Regions from separate parts of the Mus musculus genome. Here region 1 is linked to region 2. Evidence: chromatin contacts called from ENCODE Hi-C or POLR2A ChIA-PET data. All regions are on one chromosome and are shown on one strand. The core of a region is the stretch at or near the end of the contact, and the rest is flanking DNA. Distances in the headings are between cores, read along the strand shown.

The links. Hi-C counts contacts between places; a loop is a spot of excess contacts on that map. ChIA-PET counts read pairs that join two places held with the same protein, here RNA polymerase II (POLR2A).
Region 1: a loop to region 2 is called in a map of gastrocnemius, with 2.3 times the contacts of the local background. The contact joins the promoter of Mafa here to the enhancer-like site in region 2. A Hi-C loop is called at or near these places in 2 of 37 maps with a recorded cell type or tissue (both gastrocnemius). POLR2A ChIA-PET finds 5 or more read pairs at or near these places in 2 of 5 experiments (both embryonic stem cell).

The regions. Positions count from the first base shown.
Region 1 is chr15:75,746,937-75,749,653 of GRCm38, forward strand. Mafa (v-maf musculoaponeurotic fibrosarcoma oncogene family, protein A (avian)) reads right to left here and starts at 1,385. Exons shown (of 1, transcript NM_194350.2): 1 at 1-1,385. The coding sequence starts at 986.
Region 2 is chr15:75,781,433-75,784,132 of GRCm38, forward strand. The region is part of intron 5 of Zc3h3 (zinc finger CCCH type containing 3); the gene reads right to left. Among named protein-coding and RNA genes, the nearest start is that of Gm23747, 23 kb to the left of the region's middle. Within about 2 kb of position 1,362, at least 1 of the 3 ENCODE cell types and tissues checked has a DNase peak (open chromatin) inside an H3K27ac peak, as active enhancers do; it is gastrocnemius, where a contact is called at or near this core.

The DNA of each region.
Region 1 (2,717 bases), core at 135-2,634, 34 kb before region 2:
GGGCCGCCCCGGCCCGCCAACTTCTCGTATTTCTCCTTGTACAGGTCCCGCTCCTTGGCCAGACGCCCCACCTCCAGCTTCAGCTGCTCCACCTGGCTCTGGAGCTGGCACTTCTCGCTCTCCAGAATGTGCCGCTGCTGCACCCGCTTGAAGCGGCACGACTGCGCGTAGCCGCGGTTCTTGAGCGTGCGCCGCTTCTGTTTCAGTCGGATGACCTCCTCCTTGCTGAAGCCGCGGAGCTGCCGGTTCAGCTCCCGCACGGACATGGATACCAGCTGGTCGTCGGAGAAGCGCTCCTCCAAGCGCACGTGGTGGCCTGCGCCGCCTCCGCCGTGACCCGCGCCTCCGCCGTGGTGGCCAGAGCCTCCGTGGTGGTGATGGTGGTGATGGTGATGGTGGGCAGAGTGATGATGGTGGGCAGTGTGGTGTGCGCCGTGGTGGTGGCCGGCACCCATGTCGTCCGCGCCGCCGCCGCCCGCGAAGCTCTGACCCCGGAAGGCCTCATAGGCCGCAGCAGCCGCCGGGTGATGCGCGCCGTGGTGCGCGCCGTGGTGGCCGCTGCCGATGAGCGCCTCCACCGCGTCCTCCGGCGTCAGGTTGAGCGCCTCGGGGTTCAGGTGGTGCTGGTACCCGCTCATCCAGTACAGATCCTCCAGCACCGCTTTTCCTGAGGCGCCCCCGACAGTGCCGGGGCCTCCACTCGGCGGCCCCGGGGCGCCCCCGGCCTGAGCCGCGCTGCCCCCGCCGCCCGCGCCGCCGCCTGTGCCCGGGCTGGGTGCGCAGAAGCTGGGCGAAGAGGGCACCGAGGAGCAGGGCGTGCTGAGGGGCGTCGAGGACAGCGAGCCGGGCGGCAGGCGGTGGCAGAAGCGCTCGGCCTCGGGCGGCTCCTTCTTCACCTCGAACTTCATCAGGTCGAAGTCGTTGACGTACTCGATGGCCAGTGGGCTGCTGGGCAGCTCTGCGCCCATCGCCAGCTCCGCGGCCATCGCCCGGGGCCCCAGCCCCGCCGCCGCGCCCGGCCGCGCCCCGACGGGCGGCGGGGGAGCGTGGGGGGAGCCGCGGGCCTCTCTCCCCCTAGCTCCCCCCCGGGCCGCGGTGGGCTCAGGCTCTGGTCGCGCCGCCGAAGGGCGCAGCAGCAAAAGTTTCCTGCTGTCAACTCTGGGCTGTGCTCAGGGGACGCCGCCGGCCAGGCCTCTCGGGTGGCCCCCCGGCCCGCTACGAGCGGGCGCAGGGCCCCCAATCCTGCCCTCCTCCTCCTTCTGTTCCTCCGCGGTCCTGGCCTGGAGGGTGCAGAGGCCGCGCCCCGGGCTCAGCCGCGCTCCGGGCTCTCCCGCCCGGCCCCGCCCCGCGCCCCACCCGCGCTGCCGGCCGGCCCCGCCTCCCTCGGCCCGGCGCAGAGCCGCACAAGCCTTTATAGAGACGCGCTTCTGGGCCCGCCTCCCCAGGTGGGGGCCGACGCCCCCGGGCCAATCGGAGCCCCAGACCTGCCGCCCTCATTTGCCTATCCCCATGGCAACCCGGAGCCCAGCTGTCAATCTCCTGCGGGAAACAGCTGTGGGAAGGGGTGGGGAAGGGCCGTCGGCAAGAGGAGTGGGCAGGGCCCCCTGGTGGCCGCCGCATGGGACTGCACAGCAGAGGGCGCGAGACCAAGTGGCAGATTCTGAGGTTCCAGGATCGTAAAGCCAGAGAGTGCAGGGAAGCTGAGGAGGCCCTCGTCCAGGGTACTCCTTCGGTGTCTCAGATCCATTAGGTGGTCTAGCTGGCTGTGTCCCGCACCAGGCCCAAGTGGCCTGGAGTCTCCAGAATGGGGACCTCTAACTATCCTGACACCGGTGACTCCCGAGCTGCCCGGGAGCGCCAGCTATTTTTATCCTGTGGTTGGGATGGGTTCAGGAATTCAGTCAACAAAGTTGCTGGCACCTCGGGCGGCGGGATGCACGGTGGAACCGCAGGCCTCTGAGCGTTGTGGTAGGTGGAGTGGGACAGACGCCTGTGGCCACCACGGGGCTAGAGGAGCAGGTCTCGGGTACTCCCTGCGTAGAGAACCCATTTCTCTGAATTGAATTCATGGGGCTGATGGGTCTGGACGCCTGCAGAAATGCCCACAAGGAATCTCAGACCCAGCTGCCCACCAGGGCGGTTTGGAGGAGCCTTGCTGGGTGGGGGCAAGTTGGAGTGACAAGTGGCAAGCAGATTGCCACCGTCACACTTGCTGAATGTCTCTACACACCTAGTAGGAGGCCGCTTCCGAGCAAAAGAAAGCCACAAGGACAACAGGGAGGGTGGGTGACAAGATGTGAGTTCTGTGACACCCTCCCCTCCCCTCCCTCCTCCAGAATTCCAGATCCCAACCGAAGATAGAAAGGGCGTGCATTCACGAACAACAGCTGGATGTGACCCAGAGTGCGGTTTTCTCCTCTCTGTTATCTATAATCTTATATGCCGTTGACTATTAAAAATAATAGACGGGCAATGGTGGTGCAGGCCTTTAGCCCCAGCTCTCCCAAGACAGGAAGATTTCTGGGAGTTCAAGGCCAGCCTGGTCTACAGAGCAAGTCCCAGGACAGCCAAGTCTGCACAGAGAAATCTTGCCTCGAAAAACTAAAAATCAATCAATCAGTCAATCAATCAATCAATCAATCAATCGATTCTTAAATATAAACCATTTGTGCACAAGGTGGAAAAAGTTTGAAAGGGTATTCACAGGATACCTATCC
Region 2 (2,700 bases), core at 112-2,611:
CTCCCCTGGAAACCCTGTAAGCTACGTGGCCCTGAGAGCTCCCTACACTCTTAACATTCTCCCTAGGCAGGGGTGGGTCGTCTGCTGAACCTTGATACCTTAGGAACTTTGGGCCTAAGACAAGCCCAGGCCTGTGAGGGAAATATGCCTGCTGCTAAGAACTACCTGGGGTATCTGCTGAATGAGCTGTGAGGCTGGGTATTACCCTCCTGGGATTTTGTGGGACTCTTTGGCCAGAGGTTGTCCTATCTTAATCGCGGTGCCCTTGAGTTTGCAAAGGGCATCCGTGGGGTCCTAGTGGGAAGCAGAGGCCCTGTTGAATAACTGCCAGCTCAGGAAGTTGGGGCATGGCTGAGAACCTCAAAGTAGGTACAGGAGCTGAGGGCACAGGGAAGACTGCAGGGCCTGAGGAGGAAGCAAGCCGGGGGAAGGAAGGAAGGATGGTAAGGCTTTCAGGGCACGCGGAGGCAAAGAATTTAAGGTGGCCTCTATTTCCAGTGAAGGACACCTGTCCTTAGGGTGGCAATGGAGTACTGTCCAGGTGGCACAGACACACACTCACACCTGCCAGTCTTTGTAACCAGTGACGTGCAATGTGATAGTCTGTCAATGAGCACTGGTTCCCGGGCTGTCGCCCAGGCTGCTGGTAGCACTGGCACCATCTGCTCCCAGACAGGGACACGGGGGCGTCACATGCCACCTGTCAGGACTTGGTAGGGAGCAGCTTTCTCGTCTTTCCACTTTCTGCTTTTAAAAACACATCAGCGTGGGGTTCACGGTGGGAGTTTTGACAAGGATAGGAGGCACCTTTCCAAATGCTTTGCAGTGTTAAAAATGCACATAAAGTAGCTGGCTTGAAAAGAAGCAACCAGAGGTGCAAAAAGCATAGCCCTGACCTGGGAGCACAAGGTGCTGCCTCTGCTGTGCACTCTGGAGCACTTTCACTTCCTGGAGCTTCCCAAAATAAACCCTGGCTCCCTCCAGCTCTACCCTTGCTTAGTGCCCTGTCTGTTCCCTGGTCCTCAAAGGGAGCTCATCTTTCTGAGAGGTCAGAGCCTCCTCAGCACGTGGCTATCACTCTGGCAGAGCCCATCAGGCAAACAAGGGACTGAGCTCAGGTGCTTGCCTGAGCTCCACTGCAGAGCTGACCAGTTACTCCCAGGAGGTTAGAGCAAGGGCCTCCTAAAGCCCAGGTCTACTTGGCTGAGGCCTGCCGGGTCCAGGCAGGGCACATTCAACCAAAGCACCTAGAGCTGCGGTCTTGGAAAGAAAACCAAAGCGGCAGAAGAACTAACTGTCAGTAGGAACAGCATGTGAGCAGGGGCTCCATGACTGGCAGCTCTGCACCCCTGGAGTGCAGCTGGCATGGCTTCCCCACATGCCCCTCTGTGTAACCTCCTGGTACTCAGGAAGGAGAAGGTAGGCCACAAAAAGTAGCTACAGGAGGCGAGGGGTTGTGGCACATGCTTTTAATCTCAGGACTCAGGAGGCAGAGGCAGGTGGATCTCTGTGAGTCTGAGGCCTGAGTTCCAAGGCCTCCAGATCTACATAATAAAAGAACCCTGTCTCAAAAACAAACAGAAGAGAAAATTACAGATACACCCCTTGCCCACAAACATGTAAGTAGCTAGTCAGCAGCAAAAAATACACAGCACACCTGCCTCTCTTTGGCCTGAGGGCCCTGCCAGGACTAGCCTGAGACTGGACTTCTGTCCCTCATGAAAGGACTGTCAGGCTCTTTGTGCCCTCAGCAAGTCCAGCTAACCAAGGACACAGGTCCCAGGCCTAATTGCAGGGCAACGGTGCAGGAACTGAGCCATCTGAGTAGCAGGTAAACCCGGGAAGGTGGGCTGAACTTCAGAAAGCCAAGAAAGCCATGGCCGATGCTGACTCTGTCCTTGAGGGCCTGGAGGGGGGCCAGGAGAGGAGTCAGTGCCCCATCCCTCCTGTGAAGGGTTGTACTTTCTTGTTGAAGTCAAAGGTTTGCTGACACTAGGGAAGGAAATTTATTTCTTTAATTATGACTACTGTAAGTGGGCCAGTCAGCGGTAGTGCACAGTTGGGAGCAATATACCTTCTTCACTGTGGGGTGGGGGTCATGTTGAGGGGGGCTTGTCTGGGCATCAGGTGCTACCCAGCCCACAGATCATCTTCCCTGGCTCAGAAGGAAGGGTGTGGTTTTGTCGAGCTCTCTCTCTCATCCCAAACTGAGTAGGGAAAAGCCAAGCCCCAGAAGGGTCCCAGAGTGGCTGCCCAGGGTTAGTTGGTAAGTCAGGGACGGTGAAAGTCCTGACGGCAGCAGGTTGAGGCCTTGGCTAGAGCAGAGACAGGAACAGAGATAGCGGTAGAGAGGCCGGCTGGGACTCCCAGCCTGCTCTCAACACATTTCCTTAGGTAACTGGTTGAATGGAGGTAGGCTCTGGGTGGCTGCTAGCGTACTGGTGGAATAAGGCTCCAAGGGCTTGTGAGAACACAGATTCTTTCATCATTCGGTCCATAGCAAAGAAAGGGGGCAAAAAGGACAGGCCCAGAGGAACTGTTCACAGCACAGTGATATGGACGACACTTTGAGTGTGGGAGACAGAAAGGCAGAGTCTACAGAACTCAGCGCTTGGCCCCTAGGTCACAGGAACAGACAGCTTCCCAATGAGAAGTAAAAGGGAAGCAGCCCAGTCCTCTTTGTAGCTTAGAATCCACCAT